2 separate regions of the Mus musculus genome follow, and region 1 is linked to region 2. A link is a loop called in an ENCODE intact Hi-C map of the cell type or tissue named here. Cell type or tissue: gastrocnemius. All regions are shown on one strand. Each heading gives the region's core, and the rest is flanking DNA. Links, peaks and the distances in the headings are about the cores only.

Region 1 (12,539 bases), core at 2,696-10,695, 150 kb before region 2:
GTAGGTGCTAACAGTTGTCACTGTGGTCCATTTGAAATTTTATTACTCTGTGGTTAGGGTACCTCATCACAGAATTTAAGGATGCCAAACCATTGACTGGGATTCATGGGGGACAGGTTGTCATTCAGGACGTTCTGCCAGAATGACAACAGTGTCGTCTCAAACCTTTGGGTTTTTCTCAAACATCTGTGTTTTTATACAAAGCAACTATGTTGATGGTATGGATTCTGAGTCAGTTACTTCATTTCTCCAGCTCAATAATCCCTGCCCTCTCTTGGGTATGTGGGGGGCGGGGGAGGGGGCGCATATGAAGTAGCTTAGTCAACTAAAGGCCACAGTGAACATAGAAGCATGGGGTGGTGGGGTGTAATTTCTCCAAAGGCCTCTACATTTCTCCCCACGCAGCCAGAAGTTTAAGCTGCAAAAGTTCTCCCCACTCTAAAAGCAAAAACAAGAAATGCAAAACTTGCAGGTGTTTCTGTGTGACCTCACCCTAGCCATTATCATTCTCTCTTCCATTCTGTGTTTGTCTTCTCCTGACAACACAGAACATGCTAGAGGCCAAGAGCTCAGGTGTCCACCAGTCTCGTATTTCCCAACTTGGGGTACAATGCTGACCAGTGGAGACGGGCGCTCCACCCATGTTCATGGGGAAGAGACCTGAGTAATGAGAATGCCGAAGCTGTTCTTGCTGCAGCGTGAGCCAAGCGATGAAGCCCCTTCCTCGGGATCACTTCGTATCTCCCAAGTGGGACAGAACTAAATAAAGCCCAAGTCTCGGAAGTATACAAGACTGTCAACTTAGTCATGGGAACAAAACACCCAAGCATGTGTACCTTCTCTTTGTCTGGTTCATTTTTCTGCCCTTTTTGTGTATTGAATGCCAGGGAGACTGTAGTCCTTGAGCAGGGAGCAGAAGGTCCTGGGGGAGACACGGGTAGAGGGAATTGGAGAAAGGGCCTTTCTTGTGAAAGAAGCGAAGAACAGGGAACTCTGATAAGCATTTCTGTACTTGGAGCTTCTGCTGAAGAGTCCAAACCAATTCAGTTGTAATCAAACGCTGCCCTAAGCCCAGATGCATCTTTGAAAAAGTCCCCTCGTCCCCGAGTGTCCCCCATAACTTATAAACATAACTCTGTATCTTTGCTAAAGTCAGGCTTCTGGCTAAAGTGAATATATGACAGATAGGCAATATTCAAATCAGTGTTTAAGGTACTCAGTAACCTTAGTGGACCTTGTCCCCTCTTTGTGTTACACCTCTACCTGACTCAGAAGTGCCTGTGAGCTACCCTACCTACAGGCAACTGCTCTCACCACAGGGCTTCCCAGTGCACAACAGTGCACAACAGTCCACAGCACAACTGCATTGGCTCTCACTGACCTGCTTCACGCTAGCCTTGGGATTTGTAGTACGTCTCTGCAACACATCGCATGGTCTTGCCCTGTTTTCTCTTTCTCAGAAACGGCTCATAGCTTCGAGGCCGCAGCTTTGATCACAGAATAGTTCCGGGGATGGAGGAGGGTCCCCACCCACCCCACCCCACCTCACCCCCAGTCCCTTGGGTTGTCTGTAATGGCCTTTTTCTTGGGCACTTTAACTTTATTCTGCTGGGAGGCCTCAAACCTCTGGCTTCTCCAGGTGATTTCCTAGGGGCTGTTCAGTCTTCCCAGTCCACCTGCTGTCTGGAGCCCAGCCCCCAAATCGGCAACCAGTATGTCCCAGGAGGCCGCAGGCATTTGCTTAACTATTGGCTTCACCATTCTCTGATTCCCCTGGGCTCCCTTTTTTTCCCAGCCTATACATCTCCAATGCAAGCAGATACCACACAGCACTCTCGCCCCACCCTCAAAGCAAAGCAGAGCCACAGAATGTAGACAGAGTACTCTGAGGCAGCTCCCTGACTCAGTCCTGTCCACAGGCCAGATTGAAGGTGGTCACCTGATTCTAGGAAGGCCCCACCATCTATTTGGGTCCATGAGACTAAAACAGACCCTGTCACTCACTCCTGACTTCACCCGTAGCACTTGTTCCTGCTCCCTCCTCCCAAACCAGCTGGGTTCAGAGGACAACATCTTACTCTGGCTGGATTTTTTTTTTCCATTTTAAAGCAAAGTCAACTTAAGGAAAAAAAATTAAAATAGATTCTAAGCATAGGAGAAAGAGGAATGGGCACTCAAGATGAAAGACGTGCCCAGAGCCACCAGTGTCGGCTTCTGAAAGAGGAGTAACTTCAAGTTAGTCTTTTAAAACAAAAACATGTGGACTTACATGAAGGCGCTTGGTCCAATATATGCACCTATATAAGGGCACACACAGATAGGTAATTGGCTTGTCGGGAAATTAGGGAGGCATTCTTAAAGCTCTTTGTCATACCGAAGTCTTTGTCCTCCTTCTCCAGCGCTGGCTGTAAACCACTAAATTGATTTCACAACCCACTAATGGTTCATGCCCTACAGTATAAACAACACTGCTGTATGAGACAGGCGATGTGCTTTGTTGAGCCCTGCACTCCAGACAGCCTTTTAATTCTCCAAGGGAAACGGAGAAAGTTCCAAACCAGAAATGAATGACCCAAGAGCCCTCTCTACTTCAAGGCCTGTGGAATGGATGCTCTGGCTCGCAGGGGATTCTTGGTCCCCCAGCAAAGCCTCACAGAAGGCACGGGCTGCATCCTCTCTCTCCATGGCTGCCTTCTTTCCCTCTCAGTCCCTATCCTCCCCATCCATCTCTTCCCATTGACAGAAATTAGAAGGAGACTGGGGTCTGAGCACAGGGTACTCACAGCAGTTCTGGTGGGAAGAGAGTGGATAGGCAGGGAAAAGTCAGTGTGTGGAGGACGAAGGGAAAGTCACCCTCTCTGTTCCTGTTTAGAGCTAGCGCTTTTCTCTGACGAGGGCTGACTGGCACCACAGACCAAGCAGATCCTGGTATAGCCTTTGCTCTTCCTTCTCAGACATGCAGAGGACCCACCTTTCGGATCATAGATGACATTCTTTTCCACCCAGAAAACTCTTTTGGGCAAGAACCACCACCCTTGGCCTTGAGGATCCAGCAAGAGGTGGGAGTTAATTACAGCCACTAGCCATCACTTAACACAGGGAAGCCTGTACGTGTTCTGGTCTGCCCAGGCACCTGCTGCCATCTGCAGTGAGGAGAACAGGAGAGGACTGGGGGGCTCTGCCTCCAGTTTCCCTAAGCTGTCCAGGTGCCTATGCATACATCTGCTTTCTTTCCTCTCTGTCCTGCCCTAGAGAGTGGACTTTCCTGTATTAGCTGTGACAGTCACTCTGCTTAAATGTATGGTACTTGTCATGTATAAACCTGCCCCCTTCTCAGCTCTGGCCATTCAAGATATCCTTAAAACTGAAGTTGATATAGTGACTGTGACTCAGGCCACTCTGGGGCTGGGATACTCACTCTGGTATTCCTTGATCTTTCGGTACAGAAGTTCCCAAGCTCCATCCAGAACACAAAGGCCAGGCCACTCCTCCACTATCTTCTTCCCTATCTTTGCATGTCTATGCGAGCGTCCTATCAGCCAGGTCTTTCCCAGTCCAGAGGTGACCTTTGTGTGGAGTGTGCCTCGATTGTTAGGATCACCACCACCCCAAGGTCTGTGCTTGAAGGTCACAGGAGACTCTCGGAAACCTTCAAACTCGGGCAAGCTGCAGGCTCTAGACCCATAAAACACAATCCATGCCCACAGGGAATTTACAGTGTCTTTGGAGAGAAGGGTTACAGAGGCAGGCAAGCTTGCAAGGGAGGAAACAGACCGGGCTTGTGAGGTTAGGAAGGGAGTCACTGGAGGTAAGAATGCACAGGAAGGGCTCAGAAACAACTGCAGACACTTCCAGACAGGGAATGGAAGGTGGCTGTGGAGAAAGATAGGAGGCCCAGAGCATGAGGAAAGAGATGCAGCCCTCACACCAAGTTACAGAGTTTGGACTTTAATCTGTGGGCAATGGGAAGCTATTTGGAGACTTTATGAGGAAGGAGTTAATAGGTACTAAGTGGCTCCAGGGAAGAATGGAGTGTCAGGCCCATGGAAAGGCCTGGAAGGGTTGAGCCTGGAGGCTGAGGTCAGATGTTGACTTAAAAATTGCCGGGCTGAAGAGAAGGGCTTGCTATAATTGGTTGAATAGCAGTGGTGTTAGGGTCAAAGGTGACATCCAGGTCTCCCGGGATGGGAGAGGTGAGTACCACATTGCAATGAGGGGCTTGCTAGTATTTGAAAATAGGACCCAGAAAGGTTCTCTGTATGACTCTTCACCATTTAGCTGAAGCCCTAGCCAAGGATGAATTGATTAGCTTATCTACTGTCTGCACACCGCCCACACTCAACGTCCCTTCCTTCTCTTTAGGCATCAGAGAATCGGCTTCCTGTGTCTGAGCATTTCCTTTTCCTCTCCTGGTACTAAATCCCAAGTAAGTAGAGGTGGCTTAGACTTGACAGCCATCCTCAAGTCACGGGCCATGACTCAACTCCCGGAAATTCACCTTGTTCCACTAAGGGTCTGGAAGCCACCATAGGCTGGATAATTGATGAATGCTGGAGTCATAGATGTTGCCTGGACCTGGTCTCTGAAAGGCTCAGACCCCTGCAGGTCGCAATTTTCTAGGATCTAAAAATTGTGATCTTTGGACAGGGTGGGCTGCAGATGACTCTACAGCTCTAGTGAGCGAGCCACCATCTGAAACCCTGTCAGCTTTTTCTTCTTGTACCATTTGTCCCGTGTCTTCAGTGCCAAGGTCCAGTGCACCCAGCTCCAACATCCTGAATGGGGCCAAGGGCACATACTTGGTCCTTTCTATCTCCTAAGCATTGGCTTGGTGCTTCTAATGGATATATGGTACCAGCAATGCACAGTGCAGTCGGAAAAGACAGGCACAAAGGCAACAGCCTAAAGTATGGGGTATATTCCCTCCTGGTATAAAACCAGGTCCAAGCCCGTGCCTCTCTTCCCTCATCAGCATAAACTGATAGCCACTTGTATCTATTCCCAAACTCAACAGGGAGAGTAAAATAATCTCCTGACTCAACTCGGTCCTGCCCTATGTTAGCTTTCCACTGCTGTGACAAAATGCCTGAGAAAAATCACTTAAAGGAAAAGAGGTTTAATTGGCTCATGGTTTCCAAGGCTTTGGTCCATAGTCACTTGGCCCCATCACTGTGGGCTTGTGTTGAGGCAGAACATTATAGCACACAATGTGTGTGGTAGAGCAGAGTTACTCGGTAGATAGTATCCTAGGGTGTGCATTCAAGGGCCTTTCCACTCACACTGCCATCCAAGTTCCCTTCACCTCTCATCAGCCCACTCATCTGGTACAGTGGAGTAACCCACTGAACCAGAACCCAAAGCCCATCATCAGTCAGTCACCACTGCCTACACATGGCTTTGGAGGGACACTTTAGATCCAAACCCTAACACAGCACACCCTTCTGGCTTGCACTGATTTCTTCACAGATACCTCTATCAATCCTTTGTTCAATGGATTTGAAGTACTTGGGAACTATATTCAGGGAATTGACAGCATGCTGCTTTATGATGGATGTTGGCTCCAACTTCATGTAAGCAGCACTCCCCAACAGTGTAAGTGGTAAGACATGCCACCCTGTGAGAACCAGGGGAAGATGTGAGGGGAGGTGCCAGAGGTGTCCATTTGTTGGTGCTGGCTCTCACCCCGGGTCCCCTGGAGGGTGTCAATCTCCTAAGCTTTTTCTCTTTGCCCTTCTCATCCAACTCCCATCCCAGATACAAGACCCATATCATTGGGAGACCTTCATAAGCCATGGCAACCGTTCTCTTGCTTAACCTAACTCACCCAAGGCTCAGGTAGGCCTCTTCTCCCTTCCTCCCCATCCACCTGAACATGTCCTCCCCATCAAAGGAAGAGGAAGGCGGACAAAGAAGACATGGAAACAGTGTGAATCCAGCCAGGAATGTGTGTCTTGGCCCAGGGTGGGTAGAAACTTCCAGAAGTGGTAATGCTACACACACATTTTACTTCTGGCTTGAGGTCTCCTCAGAGACCCTTTTCACTGGGTGTGAGCCCAAAGTAGGAGGTGAATTAAGTCCTTCCAAAGAGTTACATCCCATGTTGTGTTCAGTTGGCAAACTTACCCCTTCCTTGTGCTTTCAACTGAAAACAGTCAAACTTACTTGTAGGCTAACTCTAAATGGACTTTGGCCCCAGGTCAATTCTGGCCCTACAAGCAAGCACCCACTTTTCAGGATGCACAAAGATGCATCTTGGGCACAGCTCTGGCTTTGTGCTGAACACACCTTCTCCAGGGAGAGTCCTTGAGAAGTCCCTCATTTGACCACAAAGTTTGACTGCCAGGAGCTTGATTCAAACAATCCTCGCTTTGGTTGGGCTCCTCTTGGTGAGGACTGAGTTATAAATGTCCAGTAGAGAGTTGGACCCTCACCGGCTCCCCATGTTGGGCCTTTATCTCTGCCACATGGTGGCACTGTTTAGCACTGGTCAGGCCCTGGTCCACAGACTCTACCTGGTCTCCTTTCATTAAAAAGATAGGTTGGCACTCCCTGAGGGAAAAACCAGGGAGTACTCCACAACCACTGCCAGAGCATATCCAAGATGCACCCCTGTGTGGCTGGGCCAGGAGCTGCTTTCTCCCTGCACCACACCCTGTACAGAGTATCACCCATTCTCACACCCCAGTTCACTCTGGAGTTCCTTTCACAGAGCACATCTTCACATGTTGCTCTGTGTCTTAATTTGATCCACCCACGCCAAAAAGCCAAGGTGTATCACTGGCACCTAGAAGTGAGGTCTTTTCCCGTTAAATCCCTAACCCTGGGTCAGTAGGCTCACCTAGCATTCATGTAACTGGTTTAGGCCTTCAGGTGACTTGAAGGCAGGTCAGACAGGTTCTGGAATATTCTCCACACGTCTTAAATGAGTACTTCCATCCTGCTGCTGCGTAACTAAGAGGAGAGGCTTGTTTAAGAGAAGAGATTAGCTTCTCACAATATTCCAAATGTGGAGCCAACTGTATTTATTCCTTCTGTATGTGTTTGGGGCCATGATACCTGCTTGGAGAATCTGGTCACCATATGGTGACCATATGGTGATCTTCAGGTTAGCCCTGATATTTCACTAAGGGCTTATCAAACCAAATCTAACCAAACTTGTGTGAGTTTTTATACCACACCTCATGGAGCACTCTATTTTTAGAGTTGGAAAGGATACTTTCCACTGGACCTACTATTCTAGAAAAAGAAATATTCGTCAACCTCTAACTCATAAGTAGCACTTGTTAAGTGATACATAGGATTCATCTAGAAAACACTAACCTTATTCCCGCCCTTGGGGCTGGGATCATGCAAATTATCTCAATTGCCCCTGTTCATCACTTCCTTAAATGTTTGTAGGATGCAGCTGGGATGGTTAGAAGCCTAAATACACCAAGCCATACTGGCATGTGTTCCCTTGTGGCAGACCCCAACCACAACCTCCAGATTTCTTTTCTAGATGTTCTTCTCACCATACCTCTTATGCCTGGCTTCTAGAAACACTGTTGAGTAACAGTCTTCAGCCAAAAGAAAAAAAATAATCTGTTAAAGGTCACTTATAAAATTATAAATTTCTCATGGCCATAAAAACTAATCTTTGTTGATGAACTAAAGCTTATTATATTAGACCTGGATAGAAAGTAATTTGGGGAGAGAATAAAGGAGAGGTGCCGTCCAGTCTGAAGCCTTTGTGGTTTAAATCATACACTTTTGACATAGTTATGTTTCACACTTTTGTAATCTTGAATTTTTAAAGTTTTGATAAATGCCATTTCTTGGTTAAATTTAATCAGGGCCATCTTGGCAGATATTATACACTGGAAACCAGGATTTAGCATCATAGCCCAAAAAGAGTCTTTTGGAAATACCATCAAGTCAGGTTGCTTATATTGAGTGTCAATAGTTAGACATGCTTTGAAATGTGCTAAATGCAATCAATTCCGAGCCCTCTACCAATGTAGTAGGAAATCTCCACTTTACCAACAAGACAAGGTACACAGCCCCTGTCTGTTATCACAGAAGAATGTCTACCGTGGGTAAATGTGAGTTTGATAGCCATTCATATCTGCTTATGACTTAGAAAAGACACAGAGACGTGAGTCCCTTGTGTGCTGGTGGGATAGGCTCCCCATATCTGCTCAAACATGTTCCAAGATTCCCAGTGATGCCTGAAAATGGGAATACATCACACCTAAGTTTAACTGTGTATTTCTTATACATACAATAAACTCTAGCTTGGAATTAGGCACAATAAGAGATTAACAATGATTGTAACAATGTCAGTATCGTTGGTCTGAGACCTCCAGGCTATCATTTACATGATAGTTACCTGAACTCAAGCAATAAGCCGCCATAATAGCTTATTATAATGACTGTGGACCTGAAGAACAGGACACAGCTCTAAGGGACTACTAGTAGGAGGGTCAAAGTGGTGATTGACAGCCTAGAAGACATGGAGGGCAACACAAAATTTCATTAGACTACTCAGAACTGCACATAATAAACTTGTTCATAAATTCCTCATTTCGTATTTTAGGATTGCCAGTTGATGTCAATGAACTGGAGCACAGGGAAAGTCAAATCTGAAACAAGGGGAACCAGAATGGCATGGCTTCACTGTTGCCAGTTAGAAACACTTGAAGGGGCAAACAACCCGACTTGTAGTAAGCTGTCACATACCGCATGTCAGTGGTTGTTTACTGGGGTGACATTTTGGAAATCTGTATTTTTTGAAGGACACAGGAAACTACTTTTCAGAGGTTTGGTTTTTTGGGTTTTTTTAAAGAGATGTAAGCTAGGGGAACATCTAGCTGCGGCTGTTCTCAGAATGATTCAGGCTAGCAGAAGGAGCATAGTCCTTTTTGCGCTCTTATACTAGGTTTGGAAGGTTTTGATTAAAAAAAATTTTTAATGTAGATTCTTCGTACTCATGAGGCACATGGTGGATATTGTTGATTGAAACTGAATTGCATCCACTTCAAACTTAGATCAGACCAGGTATGGGAGCAAATGCTCCCATAGAATAGAGTGTCACAGCATGTCCCTGGCCTGCTGGTCAGTCCTCAGGGAAGTTCCAGACCACTTGAGGCTGCACAGCAAGACTCTGTCTTCAAAAATAAAAAGAAACAACTGCTTTCGTGGTATATTTTTAATTGTCGAAACTTATACTCCCCAAAAGGTATATTTTCATATTTCTGTGTCATATTTCCAAATAATGGATTATTTCACCATCCCATTTACAACATGCTGCTCAAAGAAAGTTTTTAATCCTGACTTTGCTGAAATACTTGTTCATTTGCCCTCTGAACACAGTTCTTGAGGCACCAGAAACCTCTATTATTATTATTATTATTATTATTATTATTATTGGATATTTTCTTTATTTACATTTCAAATGTTATCCCAACTCACAGAAACCCCCTTCCCATTCCCCCTCCCGCTGCTTCTATGAGGATGTTCCTCCACCCACCTACTCACTCCCACCTTCCCACCCTCGTTTCCCCTACACTGGGGCATTGAGCTTTCATAGGACCAAGGACCTCTCCTTCCATTGATGCCTGACAAGGCCATCCTCTGCTACATATGAAGCTGGAGCCATGTGTACTTCATAGTTAGTGGCTTAGTCCTTGGGAGCTATGGGGGGGTCTGGTTGGTTGATATTGTTGTTTTTCCTATGGGGTTGCAAATCCCTTCAGCTCCTCAGTCCTTTCTCTAACTCCTCCATTGGGGACCCCCAATGCTCAGTCCAATGGTTGGCTGCAAGCATCCCCCTCCATATTTGTCAGGCTCTGGCAGAGTCTCTCAGGAGACAGCCATATCAGGATTCTTTCAGCAAGCATTTCTTGTCATCCACAGTAGTATCGGGTTTTTTTGGTGACTGTACACAGGATGAATCCCCAGGTGGGACAGTCTCTGGATGGCCTTTCCTTCAGTCTCTGCTCTATACTTTGTCTCCATATTTGCTCCCGTGAGTATTTTGTTCCCCTTTCTAAGAAGCACCGAAGCACCCACACTTTAGTCTTCCTTCATTTTGAGCTTCATGTGGTCTGTGACTTGTATCTTGGGTATTCAGAGCTTTTGGACTAATATCCACTTATCATTGAGTGCATACCATGTGTGTTCTTTTGTGATTGGGTTACCTCACTCAGGATGGTATTTTCTAGCTCCATCCATTTGCCTAAGAATTTCATGAATTCATCATTTTTAATAGCCGAGTAGTATTCCATTGGGTAAATATATCACATTTTCTGTATCCATTCCTCTGTTGAAGGACATGTGGGTTCTTTCCAGCTTCTGGCTGTTATACATAAGGCTGCTATGAACATGGTGAAGCATGTGTCCTTGCTATCTATATGTTGAAGAATCTTTTGGGTTTATGCCTAGGAATGGTAGAGCTGGGTCCTCAGGTAGTACTATGTCCAATTTTCGGAGAAACCGCCAGATTGATTTCCAGACTGGTTGTACAAGCTTGCGATCCCACCAGCAATGGAGTGTTCTTCTTTCTCCACATCCTCGCCAGCATCTGCTGTCACCTAAGTTTTTGATCTTAGCCATTTTGACTGATGTGTGGTGGAATCTCAGGGTTGTTTTGATTTGCATTTCCTTGATGACTAAAGATGTTGAACATTTCTTTAGGTGATTCCCTGCCATTTGATATTCCTCAGTTGAACATTCTTTGTTTAGCTCTGTACTCCATTTTTAATAGGGTTATATGATTCTCTAGAGTAACTTCTTGAGTTCTTGTCTCATAAAATTGAGAAAGGCAAAGGACACTGTCAATAGGACAAAACAGCAACCAGCAGACTGGGAAAAGGTCTTCACCAATCCTACATCCAATAGAGGGCTAAACTCAGTTCCTCCACAGGAGCAGCAGACAGGAATACTTGATTTGGGGGGGGGGGAGTGATGGCTATTTTTGGTTGTCAACTTGACTACATCTGGAATTAACTAAAACCCAAGTGACTGAGTACACCTGTGAGAGGGTTTTTTTTTTCCTTAATTAAATGGAAGTGTGAAGACCCACTTTTAATCCAGACCTTTTGAGATGTGAAGATCCACCTTTAATCTAGGCCACGACTTCTAGGGTAGCCTATCTAAAGGACAGGGAAGCTTTTGTCTTTTCCTATTTGCTCTTGCTCTCACTGATAAGTCAATTCGCTGCCATTAGACTAGCATTAGAGCGTACTTCTTTGGCATTCTGGCCTCTACTAAAGACCAGCTGAGACATCCAGCCTAATGGACTGAACAGTGACTAGAAAGTTCTTCAGATTTCTCAAATGGAGATCTCAAGGGGAGGAAGTCAGCTCATGGTCCTATTTTCTGCCTCTGTTGTGCATCAGTGGTCCAACATAAGGGCTGCCTTGGCTTCCTATTTTCAGCAATTCAGTCTGTTATAGAACAAAAGCAAAGAAGGCCAAAATAATGAGGAGGAACTGTGGCAGCTGACACTGGGTCCTGAAGATGCTCAGAGTACCCCTGAGCTGAGCAAGTCGATTCACAGGATCCCCATGCTTTGCTTTAAAGGTAATTGCTTTTGACTGCTTGAGATGTTTGCACAAAACCGTCCCCCATGGTTTTTTTTTTTTCATCCCTTTAAATGTCTCGAGTTGATGCCTGCAGGAGGGAGGAAAATACCCACTAGATGAAAGGCCCTGTGACAAGGACTTGGAAAAATTGCACAAGAGTTCAGTTCTAGTGGTTTCCTATCAAGGTTCCAGAAATACAAGCCCTACCTACTGTGCTTTTCTCTGCCCCCAACTCTTACAACAACTTTCTTCATGTGATTCCAATTGAGCCTTCTGCTCAAGCACCATGCAGTAAGACCACTATGGACTGACTGTACTCAGCTACCATGTGCTCAGCGAGCTCAGAAAGGCAGGGAAATGTTCCTGAAATGCAGGTTCTCCTAGCCACCCAACACCGCAAAGTGGCACTGTGCAAACGTCTTAAACTCAATCGTAACTTGAATATATATATTCCTCTAAAGCGTGGAATTTCCATATTCAACCCAACAACCAAACAGGACCATGTAACTTGACTTGAAGTTCTATAAGAGAAAAAGGAAGTCTTAGATATCTGTAGACTATGTCTATGCACTGAGATGCTACAAGTTGCCTGGCAAGCAGGATTAATAAGGGATTATAAACTGAGCATGGAGGCTCACATCTGTAATCACAGAACTCAGATGGCAGAGGCAGGAGGCAGCCTAGGCTATAAAGACTCTGTCTCAAGAAGAAGGAAGGAAGGAAGGAAGGAAGGAAGGAAGGAAGGAAGGAAGGAAGGAAGGAAAGGAGGAAGGAAGGAAAAATAAAGGAAGAAAAAAGAGGTAGGATGATGTGAGAGAGAAGTGGAGAAGTGGGAGAAAGAATTAGGAATAAGAATATGGTCAGATACAAAGTCAACATATCAACATCTCCAGATTCAATATTTTAATTATATATATATGTATATGCATTCCTATAATATAAATTCAACCTTCTCAGTCTGCATAATGTTATTGT
Region 2 (12,539 bases), core at 2,077-10,076:
TTTGATGCCTATTATTGTTTTATACATACACACATACACACAGTGTCAATCCTGATACCACATATATACCAACAAAAACAGATCAGCAGATTTTATTTTTATATTTGTGCATACACATACATACGCTCATGTTTTTGTTTTGCCGGTTGGAGGTGGTGTTTATTTTGGGTTTATTTTTGTTGTTGTTTGTTTTGTCTTTTTTTGGTTTAGTTTTTGTTTTTTGTGTTTTGTCTTTTTTTTTTTTTTTTTTGGCATGGTTTCTCTATATAGCCCTTGCTGTCCTTGAACTGGCTCTGTAGACCAGGCTGGCCTCACAGAGATCTGCCTGCCTCTGCCTTGTGAGTGCTGAGACCACACCCAGCCACTCACCTTATGTTTTAAGACAGGGTCTCTCACTAGCCAGCAAGGCCCCGAGATTCCTCCTCTCTGTGCCTCCTCAGTGCTGGGATCACAGATGCACATGTGCCTGGCTTTTGACTTGGGCACTGGGAATCTGCACTCAGTGTCCAGCTCTTTATTTTATGGGTTGTTGGTAAGCATAATTTTTTGCAACCTATGTTTAATAAGGGTTCAACCTCTCCTCTGACCCACCACCCAGCAGAGATAGCAGAAGAGATAACTGGGAGCCACTGCCTTCCCTTGAGCCGTCTGCTAAGAAGGACTGCATGACAGTGTACCACCACCACCCATGTGAGTGTGTGTGTGTGTGTGTGTGTGTGCGCGCGCGCATGTGTGTGTTTTACTAGGAATGGAGTATAGAATTTAATTTCTGCCAGGCAAACAACAATCTATTGTTGAGCCTTATCCATTGACCTTTTTTCTGTTGTTTTTGATTGGTTGCTTTGTTCTTTGGTTTGTTTTTTTTAAGACAAGGTTTCTCTGTGTAGCCCTGGCTGCCCTGAAACTCACTCAATAGGCCAAGCTAGACTCTGCCTCCCTGCTGGGATTAAAGGCATATGCCACCACTGACCAACTTTCTATTTTTGAGACAGAGTTTCATTACTTTGCCCAGGCTAGCCTGCAGCTCCCTCTGTAGTCCTGAGCAACCCCTTAAACTTGCAGCCTTCCTGCCTCAGCCTCCTAAGGAGCTGGGCTTACAAGCCTGCACCACAGGGCCTTGGCCTCTCCTTTTACCCACACTGTTTTAAATTGTGGTAAGATACACATAAAACCACCATCTCAAAGGCCTTGGAGTGGCTCATATCCATTGTAAGGGTACTCCACTTTCAGATCTAAAGGTAAGGTACAATTGGCATGTAAATATTCCTTAGTGGGTCCTCTCACTCCCTACCACATCCCACGTTTCCATAGAGTCAACCTCCCACTGCCTGTGCCGGTTGCTAGCTTCCTAACAGGATTTTTTGGGCCACCTCCCCCTCTTGTCTTACTTCCTCCGGCTCTCTTACCTGTTTTCTGGGAAAACTCCTGCCAGTGAGTCTCTCTGCTGAGGGGACACAAGGAGCCCAGGCTCAAGGCCTAATAGACATTGTGCAGCTTCTGCTCTGAGTCCATCAAGAAACAATAATAAACAACACCGCTCACGCAGACTGGAAGGTCAGCCTCCTGGTCCAAAGCAAATATCCTCAGCGAGAAGGGAAAAGTGCCCCAACTCTGACGCCATGCCAGGTAGGCAGAACGTGACTGCGCACATCTTTCTTGGGAGCTTCCAGAGTGCATCTCCCTCAGAGGGACAGTTTTAAAGAAATGCTAGGGTTTTTGTTTTGTTTTGTCTTTCCCTTTTTTTATAGTTGGTGTTTGTTGCTGTTGTTTTGTGAGGCCTGACCACAGCTACTCTACAACAGTGTTTCTCAACCTTCCTACCCTTTAACACAGTTCCTCATGCTGTGGTGACCCCAACCATAAAATTATTCCCACGGGTGCTTCATAACTAATTTTGCTACTGGTATGAATCGTAATGCAAACATCTGTGTTTTACAATGGTCTTAGGTGACCCCTGTAAAAGGGCTGTTTGACCCCCAAAAGATCACAGACAACAAGTTCAGAACTGCTTTGACCTTTCGCCAAAGGTTGTTCTCTTCAGCCCAGCATACTACTTCAGATAGGACACCGGGTGCAGTGGAAGAGGAAGGGGACATGGCCTAACCAGCCTGGTGACCAATGAGCTGACAAGGGTTGCAGCCAGCTCACCCTCACATCTGTTTTGTTGTTTTCTGTTGGTTGATTGACTGTTGAACTGCCTCATTTAGCACAGGCTAGCCTTAAACTTACTGTATAGCAGAGGATGGCCTTGAACATCTGACTTTCATGTCCACCTGAAATTACTGCCATGTGACACTATCTCAGCTAGTAGATGATGTTTCATTAAAATTACTTCTACTAGCATTTGTTTCTCTACTGTGAGTGTGTGCGTGCACATGAGTGTGTGTGTATGAGTGTGTGTGTGTGCATAAGTATGTGTGTATGAGTATGTGTGTATATGAGAGTGAGTGTGTGTGTGTGTGTGTGTGTGTGTGTGTGTGTGTGTGTGTATCAGAGGATAACTTGCAGGAGTTGATTTTTCTTCCACCATATGAGTCCCAGGAATTGAGCTCAGGTTGTCAGGCTTGGCAGCAAACACCCTTACACAATGAACTATTTCAATGCCCTACCCTATCCACCATACTTCTGCAAAGCTGCCCTTGCCAGGATAGGCTCAGTCACCACCATAAGTAATAAGGAATGCACGCAGAAGCCTCTCCCTTCCAGGAAGGCCGAAGGGACCTCTGATTGAGTTAGGAAGCTGCATAAAGAGCATCTTATAGAGACTCAAATCCCTCCCAGAGCCAGAGAAGGCCCAGAAACCACTGTCTGAACCTGGGACTGCACAGCTGTCCTCAGAAGCAGGGAGTGAGCGGGCAGTGCTCTGTGGATTCTTGGGAACAAAAAAGCCTGTTCCTTAATGAGGTTTCCTAATTTAGGGCGGGAGAAAACTTTTGAGCTATTATTAGGCAACAATAAATGGGACTCATTTAACTGTCCTACTTTTAAAAATTAACTTTGCTTTTTTAAATTAAAGAACTATTTTTATCCGAGCATGGCAACTCATGTCTATAATTTCAGCACTCAAGAGGCAGAGGCAGGAGGATCACCCTGAGTTTGAAGCTGGCTTTGGCTCAACAATGAGGAAGGCATAGGAGGAGTGGTAGGAAGAAGAGGAAGAGGAGTAGGAGGAGGAGGGCAAGAATGGAAGAAAATTATTTTAAAACATCAGAGGACTTTGGAGATCACATGATAAAACCTCTAACATGATCTTGACCTTGGTGACCAAAGTGTAGATTTAATAAACCGGATTAAATGACCTCAAAGGCTTTGTCCAGGTCTGACATCTAGATTTTGCTCTTGGGACTGGTAACTTGGGTAGTTTGGGTTTGCTTTGCATTGGCTTCTGTTTTGCAGGCTGAAGGCTAAACCCAGTATCTCACACGTGCGAGGCGGGTGTTCTACTGCGTTCCACCTCAGCACCTACGGATTGTTTACCCTCCCCTCCTCTGACTGGAGACTCCTAGAGACATGAGTTGAATCTCTCTCCTCCAAATACTTGGGATCAGAAGGACAAATTTGAGGGGTTTTGAGATATATGGGATGGGGAGGCTTGCATACACATAGTGTAATTCTTGGGAATGAGACCCAAATCTAAACACGAAAAATTCATTTACATTTTATATACACCTTGTATTCACATCATCTGAAGGTGACTTCATGCCATATTATTAATCTGCCTGCATTTTCCACAACTCATCAAACAAGGTTGTGTGGGATTTTCCACATATAAACCATGTCATTCATGGCTCAAAGTTTTGGATGTTGGCACCTTTACAATTCCAAATGATGAAGGATGCAGAATGTGTGCTTGAACCTTCGGTTTAAACACCTTCATTTTATCTCTCTTGACTCTTGAGGTCTTTAGATCCTGTTGGGGGCCATGATAGCGCCTGCCTGCTTGGGATCCTCACTCAGCTTCCACATAGATCATGCTACTTACAGGAGAAGCGGGGACATCTCCCATCTGCTATCTACACGACAGGAGGGAAACAATGTCCTTTAGGAGTTCCAGATGTTAAGTCACCCCGTGTCGTCGGAGATCTTCCAGCTGAGTTCACAATACAACTCCTAACCTGGAGAGGAAGTTCACGCACACCAGAGGGGTGGCCTGCCTGGCACGGTGAAGGCTTTAAAACCTATGCTCATAAAACAGGATGGGAAAATTCATCTGTGAGTTTTACAGCCTACAAAATTTGCAGTATGTCTTTTATGGATGCTCTTTAATGTTTCCTGCAAGGAAGATGAGCATAGACCCTGGGGAAAGTGCCGGCTCCACCTCCCTACTTGGAAACCAGACAGGCTGTCTCTCCATATTCAGAAAGGGGTCCTTTGGCAGGCAGGCATCCGGTAGTTCATCCCCATTTCTCTGGACCTCAAGCTACATAACAAAGGAAGCCGACTGCTTTTGGCATGAATTCACTTGTAAGGCCCAGGTGTTTGGGAGGCTTTCCTTTCATGTGGTTATACTGAAGAAGTGTGACACCTCCCCTCCAAAAAAAGTTAATGGGCTGGTGAGCTGGCTTAGTGGTTAAGAGCGCCGACTGCTCTTTCAAAGGTCCTGAGTTCAAATCCCAGCAACCACATGATGGCTCACAACCATCCATAACAAAATCTGATGCTCTCTTCTGGAGTGTCTGAAGACACACTACAGTGTACTTACATATAATAAATAAATAAATATTTGCCGGGTGTGGTGGCACACGCCTTTAATCCCAGCACTCGGGAGGCAGAGGCAGGCAGATTTCTGAGTTCAAGGCCAGCCTGGTCTACAAAGTGAGTTCCAGGACAGCCAGGGCTATACAGAGAAACTCTGTCTTGAAAAACAAAACAAACACACAAAAAAGTTAACATTGCTCATTGTGCATTGTTTGACATGGCCAGGGAAACAACACAGGGTGTCCTGTGGGCTTCTTTGTGACATTCACTGTTCTCGTTCCAGACCTCAGAGCCTCTCATCTAACCCTGACCTTAGTTGCCTTAGGCCTAGACCAGTCCCCAGGGTGGCTATGAGAGACCACAAAGAAATGGGTGCTCTGGGGTGGGCAAACAGCAGAGAATTCCTGCTCTAGAGAATTTGTGCCAAAACCCAAACCACTCTCCACCTCTTCTAACTTCCCCATTTCTCCCATCCAAGGCCTCACAGAGCTATCCTTTCCTGTGTTCTCTGGTTAGATGAATGGTACCAGTGACTCCTAACCCAGCCAGTTAATATTTGAGACAATGTCTCTCACTGAACCTGCAACTCGCCATTGACCACTAGAGTTTCGGACATGCACCAGTATGCCTGGCTTCTAAATGGGTGGGGCTGTCCAAACTCAGGCCCTCATTCTTGTGCAATAGACACTTTGTTGACTGAGACATCTTCCCTAGCTTGTACCTTACATTTTTGAGAAAAGGTTTTTCACTGGTCTGGAACTTGACAAGTAAGCGTGACTTGCTGGCCAGTGAACCCCAAAGGTCCACCCACTCCTCTCTGCCTCTTCAGCACTGAGATTACAAGCACATGTGATGAACATGCCACCATACTGAGCTTTTTCATGTGGGTCAGGGGGACCAAACACGAGTGTTCCTGCTAGCAAGGCAAGTAACCCATTGACTGAGCCCTCTTCCCAGTACTTTCAAGGCAAGTACTTCATGGGCTGAGTCCTCTATGCAGTACTAGCAGTTCTCTTTGACTGAATTAAATCACCGTCGTTCATTCCCTTCATCTCTCCTCGATGAGACGTTAAAGAGTATTATTTGGATGCGTGGTGAGCAATGTTAAGGAAGTATCCTTCACACCAGAGTCCATGAATGATGCCTCTGGGGCTGTGCTGTGGAGACAGCACTTTCTGGTCCTTCCTAATCCACAGTTTTAGCTCTGACCCCCATTTCTGCCTGGAATACAGCCAGCCTGGTCTGGAGGGAGAGCCACTTATCTACAGGCTCTCACCTTACCTCTCTTTTTCCAGTTGAAAAGCCAGACGCCAAGGTGTTGGCCACCCTGTTTCAAACCCTTCAGCAGATCCCCTGTTGATTTCAAAGTAAAACCCAAACTCTCTGACAAAGCTTATAAGATATGTAGGACCAATGCAACCTCATTCATGCTTCACTTGAATTTCAACTAAATACTTCTAGGACTAACCTAGGAATTCTTATGCTAGGTTATATATAACATTGGGAGAGTCTCAGCATCGTCCACAGCATTGGCCCACCCCTGCCCCTTGTTTCCTAATTCATCTAGACAATTCTTACTCATCCCTCAGGACCTAACTCCTGTATCACCTCCTCCAGGCCAACCTTACCTAGGTCCTCCCTCTCCCAGCTTGAGCTGTTTCACGTCTGGGCTCAGATCAGCAAACAGCCAGCCTGGTCTGCCGGTCTCGGTCAGTGATTGAATTTGCTGCGTGCCTGTAGGCGCATGTGGCCCCTTCCCCTCAGTCTCCCTGCAATTGATCTGAAGCATAAGACTCAGAAGCAAAGTGGTCCTTCAGTCTCTCTGAACAAGTGAGTCACTCTTCCCCCAGGAAGAGCTTCCCAGCATTCCCTCCCCGGGCAGCTCAAGGTGCCACATGATCCCTGGCCTCTCTGCTCTCCTCCTTCCCAGCATTCCCTCCCTCCTTTCCACTCCCAGTGAGCTGAGCTTTCCCAGCCGGAGCCTCCAGCGAGCAGGGATGTTTTTGCTGCTCATTACTACCCAGTGGAGATACCATCTCTTCCTTTAGGAGCTGTTCCTGCTCGGTAAACGGAAACCTGGTCACGAGCCAAGCCCAATCATCCTGAAAGGTAGCAGGCCCTTTGGAAGGAAAAGGTCTGGGTTCCAGCCTTGGCCTCTCTCTCCTCCCAAGCTTCCTGGCTCCTCCGTGACCTTGTTTCAGTCTATTGATGATGATGATGATGATGACAATGATGACGATGATGATGATGACGATGACGATGATGACGATGATAAAGTTGAGTGAGGCGGTTCAAGGCGGTAATCACTCCACTTTAGAAGGAAAGATTGGAGGATCGGGAGTTTAAGGTCAGCCAGGATCACATGAGACTCTGTTTCTCCCACCCTAAAACAAAGCTGCTTTCTCCACTCAAACTGTAAAGGGCAAGACTCACAATGGAGGCTGGGATATCTCATTTCCTCCACAGATCCTCCAGTGTTGACAGGAGGGCCAGGGTTTCAAGATCAGCTTGACCTTTACAGTCAGTGTGAGGCCAGCCTGGGATACAGGAGACTATCTGCAAAAATAATAGCTCGATACTATATGATGGAATGGACGTGTAGTTCAGTGGTTGGACACTTTAACACCAGACACCATCCTTCACAATGGAAAATAAAACCAAAACAAAAAGCATCTTCAAGATGGTGGACTTCGTGCCACCAACTTTCTTTCTTATTCTTTGGTTGGTTGGTTGGTTGGTTTTGTTTTTTAAGATAGGCACGCATGGACCTAGTCTGGCCTCACACTTGAAATGTAGTCCATGATGACCTGTTGCGCCCACCTCGGCCATCAAGGAAGACACAACACGGCCGGATTCTTCTCAACAGCCCTTATTGCAGGAACATCTCGATGCTGCTACGGGGACCCCGGGCAAGCAGGGAGGTCTGCTTATATACACCCCAGCACAGGGAAAGGCTTCGTGTCCTCCTGGGATAGGTTGAACCGCTGTCACCTAATTAGCATGTACCCGCTCGGGAGGGGTTGGCAGGGCTTACACCTGCGCTGATGTTGTTTATGACAATGGCACACCGGAAACCGGCGCCATCTTAGAGTTGGCTTCCTACAATGACCTTCAACTCAGGATCTCCCTATCTCAACCAGCAAGTGCACACTGATGGGTGTGCAGCCCGTGCCCAGCATAGGTGCTATTCTGAGGATGGCAAAGTCTGTGGGAAGCTTATTCCAAGTCTTGTGATACAGTGAGCCTGGGAGAATGGGCAATGATGGCTTTTACACACACACACACACACACACACACACACACACATATACACACACACCAGGATGCTAAGATGGTCCTGGGCAATGATGGCTTTTATACACACACACACAGAGAGAGAGAGAGAGAGAGAGAGAGAGAGAGAGAGAGAGAGAGAGAGAGAGAGAGAGAGAGAGACATACCAGGATGCTAAGATGCTCCTGGGCCACTTGTTTTCAGGGACTTTCTCAGCTCAGGACCCCATCCATCTCCACATCGGCTCTCTGGCGCCATCTTCTGTCAGTTTCCGAAACCCCAAAGATAGGGCTGTTTCTGTCTAATCACATTGTTTTTAAATAACAACCAAAAAAAGTTACATTGTTGAACATATTTCACCCTCTAAACTGAGTGTGTAATCTGGGCACTTGGAAGACTAAGCCAGGATGCTGAGGAGGCTAAACACCTCCTAATCCGATCTCAAAAAAGAGTGTGAACCTAAACAGAAAGAGAACTCTTAAAAGGTGTGATAGGATGCTCAAGTGTAGCTCCCCACAAGCGACGTCTTCTGCGGAAACAGGAAGACTCGGTTCTATTTAAGTGGCAGGCCGTGGAGAGTTTGACCATGCTCCAGTGGTCAAATGACTCAAATTGGACATGGGTCCAATTTTTATCTTATTTTGGGGGTTGGGGGAGGCCACAATGGTGCAGGGAAGGACATGGAAATTCTGAGGAATGAATTTGATCAGGGTGCATAATGTAAAATTCCCAAAGAAGCCATAGAAATTGGAAAAAAAAATAAGGCTAGAGGCAGATGGATTTCTCCAGCCCCGATGTATCTGGATTTGAATAAAAACACCCAAAAGTTGAAACTTTTCTGATTCTTGTGGGATTGCAAACAAAATCTTCCTCTGCTCCACAAAGAAATAAAGAAATGGAAGGTGCTTCTGGAACACTCCACGGGAAAAAGGGAAAAGGCCACTTTCAGAGTTATAATCCCACCACAGTTTGTACTGTCTTTGAAATGGTAAGAGCTTTAAAGTGTCCCTGTGGCCTCAAGAGACCCAGTGCTGAGGGGAGCTGGGAAAGACTGGGACATGGGCTGGGTTCCCAAACCAATTTCCCTCTGCACAGCTTCACACAGAGCCCACAGGATTCAAACAAAACACACACATGGGACCCTGGAACAGAGAAAGAAGGAAGACCGTCCTTCCACATCTGGAGCCAAGCATAAGCCGAAAGATTAATTTATGCAGGCAGATCCTTCTGTCGTGGAGAGAAAGCTGAAGAGGAAAAGCAACGCTTCCCCAGAGAGAAAGAAAGTAGATGGACGTTGTAGAGAGACATAATTTTTTTCTCTGTCACTTTTTCCAAAAACTCATGGAGCTTGTCTTGAGGCTGAAGCACTGGGAGTCTATAGTCTGCCCTTTGCTGTGTCTGTAACTCGTCATGGCCTCAGCTGCTACGATCCTCACTGGGACTAACACTGCACTCATCACTGGTCTCAAGAGTGGTCTCATCACTGGTCTTGATACGCCACATCAAGTATCCTTAGGACAGAGGCTGGCCCAATCAGGTGGTCGGCACGCTGGCACCTTCTGGTGATGCTGTGAGAATGTGAGTCCTGACATTGCTGGCAAAAATCTGCATCCTCTCCGGAGCTCACAGACAGCAGCTGGCATCCCTGGACCGCACACCAGCACTATACACCAAGTTAATCCGTTTAACTGACCAAGCAGCCAAAAATAGCCACGATTCAGAGGGGTTGGATATCAAGTTTGTCAGAATAGAGAATTGCTACTAAAAGGAAAAAAAAAATCTCACAGTTTAACAAGTGACAACAGGGTTGCCTTTCCGCAGCCTTGTCCAGTAAGTGGGGAGGACTCCCTCTAGTGGTCAGTTATATAGAGAGCCAAGTTCTCTCCACACTGCAACTCTGTTACCTTCTCCAACTGTGTCAGCCCCATCACCCTCCCCTTCCAGGGACAGGTTTAGATAAAGTGAGAAAGCCCACAGCTCATTCTCGCCTCAGCCTTAAGGGACCAGTCGAATTTCTGCTCAGAGCCCAACAATTAACATCCACACGCAAGGAATTGGGACATAACCCCTTGGTGTTCCCAAGAAAAAGAGAGGAGCAGGAACAAATGGCAGTGAGAAACACCAGTTCCTACCGCATGGAACTTGACTCAGGTTGTACAGCATTCAAGAAGACAAGTGAAAAGCCAGGCTGTTGGGAGATGGTGGAACAAGATGGGGACATGTAAAGAAGACAGGTCAGGAGCACATGTCATTAAAGGAGATATGGGGACCCAAGCCATCCTGTGTCTTTGCTTCCTGACTGTCATGAGGTGAGCACACACCTCCATTGTATGCTCTTACCATGATATACTCCGCTGCCCAGGGCCCAAAGCAACTGGGTCAAGCAACTGTCGACTGAAACCAGAAACCAAACCAAAACTGACCTTTTATCCTCTGAAGTTATTTACCTAGAGGATTTTTGTCACAGCAACAGAAAGCTGACTAACACACTGGGCCTAGCTTAGCTAGATCCTGCCTCAGGCTCTCTCAGAAGGCTAGAATTAAGGTGTCAGCCAGGGTCAGGACCTGAACTGAAAAACCAGCGGCTTCCGAGCTCACCCTCGGGGTGTTCACTAGAGCCCACCCTCAGCCTCTTGCCATGGTGTTACGAAGAAAATCCCAAGTTTGGTTGTTTAACTATGATGAAGAACATGGGCATAGGACCATCGGGTTTTGTTGCCTTTGTTTGTAGTACTGGGAATCAAACTCAGGACCTTAAATTCGTCAGGAAGGTGCTTTACTGCCGAGCTGCAGCCTTCCTACACATAGGCCAAGCTATTCTCCCAGCCGTGCCTTAGCCTCCTGCATGCTGGGATTGCAAGCAGGCATTACCACTCCCAGCTTCCTCTGCCGCTTACTAATTTGACTAGTACGGGTTTATTTTGGCTTATAGTTTAAAAGGATATAACCATCACTAAAGGAAAGGGATGGTGGCTGGTGGCCCCATAGTGGTGAGAGCACATGGCAGGACTTGATCACATCCCAGCGGACCAGGAAGCAGAAATGGGACAGGAAGTAGAACAGCCATGAACGTAAAGACCTACTCTCCATCAAAGCATTTCCTCCAGCGAGGCTCCACCTCCTAGAGATTCCTTGCAAAACAGCGTCCCCATACTTCCAACACTGTTTCAGAGCCCAGTGTTCCTTCTGAGACTCTCTTAACTATGGGGAAGAGAGAGGGAAGCTAAACAATTGGCTCAGTGGTTAAGAGCATTGACTGCTTTTGCAGAAGACCTAGGGTTCAATTCCCAGCCCTGACATGATTGATGGCTCACAACTGAACTGTAACTCCAGTTCAGGGAACCTGATGCCTGCTGACTTCCTTAAGCTCCTGCATACATGGGTTCATGCATACATTCAAGCACACACATATCTAGTTTTAAAAAAAAAGGAGGGGCTGGTGAGATGGCTCAGTGGGTAAAGCACCCGACTACTCTTCCGAAGGTCCGAAGTTCAAATCCCAGCAACCACATGGTGGCTCACAACCATCTGTAATGATGAGATCTGACTCCCTCTTCTGGGGTGACTGAAGACAGCTACAATGTACTTACATATAATAAAAATAAATTTAAAATCTAAAAAAAAAAAGGAAAGAAAAGAAAATTATATTTTAAATAAATTAAATTCTTCCCCTATAAAACAGCACAGAACGGACATTCCCATTCCAAGTGGGAGGACTAGGAAGGTAGCAAAAGATCAGACCAAAAGAACTGAAACCCAGCAGGGAGAACATTGCCACCAGGGGCTCTTGGTGCCACTATCTTGTAACCTTAATTTTTTCAAACCATAAATTAATGATGGTTCTTTTTTTTAATTTATTTTTTAACTAGGTATTTTCTTCATTTACATTTCAAATGCTATCCCAAAAGTCCCCCAGACCACCAACCCCCGCATTCCCCTACCCACCCACTTCCACTTCTTAGCCCTGGCATTCCCTCGTACTGAGGCATATAAAGTTTGCAAGACCGAGGGGCCTCTCTTTCCACTGATGGCCAACTGGGCCATCTTCTGATACATAGGCAGCTAGAGACATGAGCTCGGGAGGTACTGGTTAGTTCATATTGTTGTTCCACCTATAGGGTTGCAGACCCCTCTAGCTCCTTGGGTACTTTCTCTAGCTCCTCCATTGGGGGCCCTGTGTTCCAACCAATAGCTAACTGTGAGCATCCACTTCTGTGTTTGCCAGGCCCCAGCATAGCCTCATAAGAGACAGTTATATCAGGGCCCTTTCAGCAAAATCTTGCTGGTGTATGCAATGGTGTCAGTGTTTGGAGGTTGATTATGGGGTGGATCCCTGGATATGGCAGTCTCTAGATGGTCCATCCTTTCGTCTCAGCTCCAAACTTTGTCTCTATAACTCCTTCCATGGGTGTTTTGTTCCCAATTCTAAGAAGGGGCAAAATGTCCACACTTTGGTCTTCATTCTTCTTGAGTTTCATGTGTTTTGCAAATTGTATCTTGTATCTTGGGTATTCTTTAATGATGGTTCTTATAAATGCTTTAACCTCCCTTCTAGCCCACCACCCACC

Evidence for each region. A loop is a pair of places that touch in the nucleus more often than their neighbours do. Peaks named below come from ENCODE experiments on the same cell type or tissue, not always from the same donor. Only the 100,000 strongest peaks of a DNase experiment are listed, where the experiment ranks them.
Region 1: it touches region 2 in a loop (8-fold over the local background); 18 of 42 quality-filtered maps call a loop at or near these places.

Annotation. Positions count from the first base shown.
Region 1 is chr7:73,803,398-73,815,936 of GRCm38, reverse strand. Gm10619 (predicted gene 10619) reads left to right here. Exons shown (of 4, transcript NR_077222.1): 2 at 4,363-4,426; 3 at 5,467-5,570; 4 at 5,755-7,715. Among named protein-coding and RNA genes, the nearest start is that of Gm10619, 6.8 kb to the left of the region's middle. In gastrocnemius, for the core only: a CTCF peak has its summit at 6,453 (motif pointing right); a DNase peak (open chromatin) is centred at 6,491.
Region 2 is chr7:73,651,667-73,664,205 of GRCm38, reverse strand. No RefSeq gene overlaps it. Among named protein-coding and RNA genes, the nearest start is that of Gm26176, 12 kb to the right of the region's middle. In gastrocnemius, for the core only: CTCF peaks have their summits at 8,246 (motif pointing left) and 9,831 (motif pointing left); DNase peaks (open chromatin) are centred at 6,768, 8,222, 9,586 and 9,813.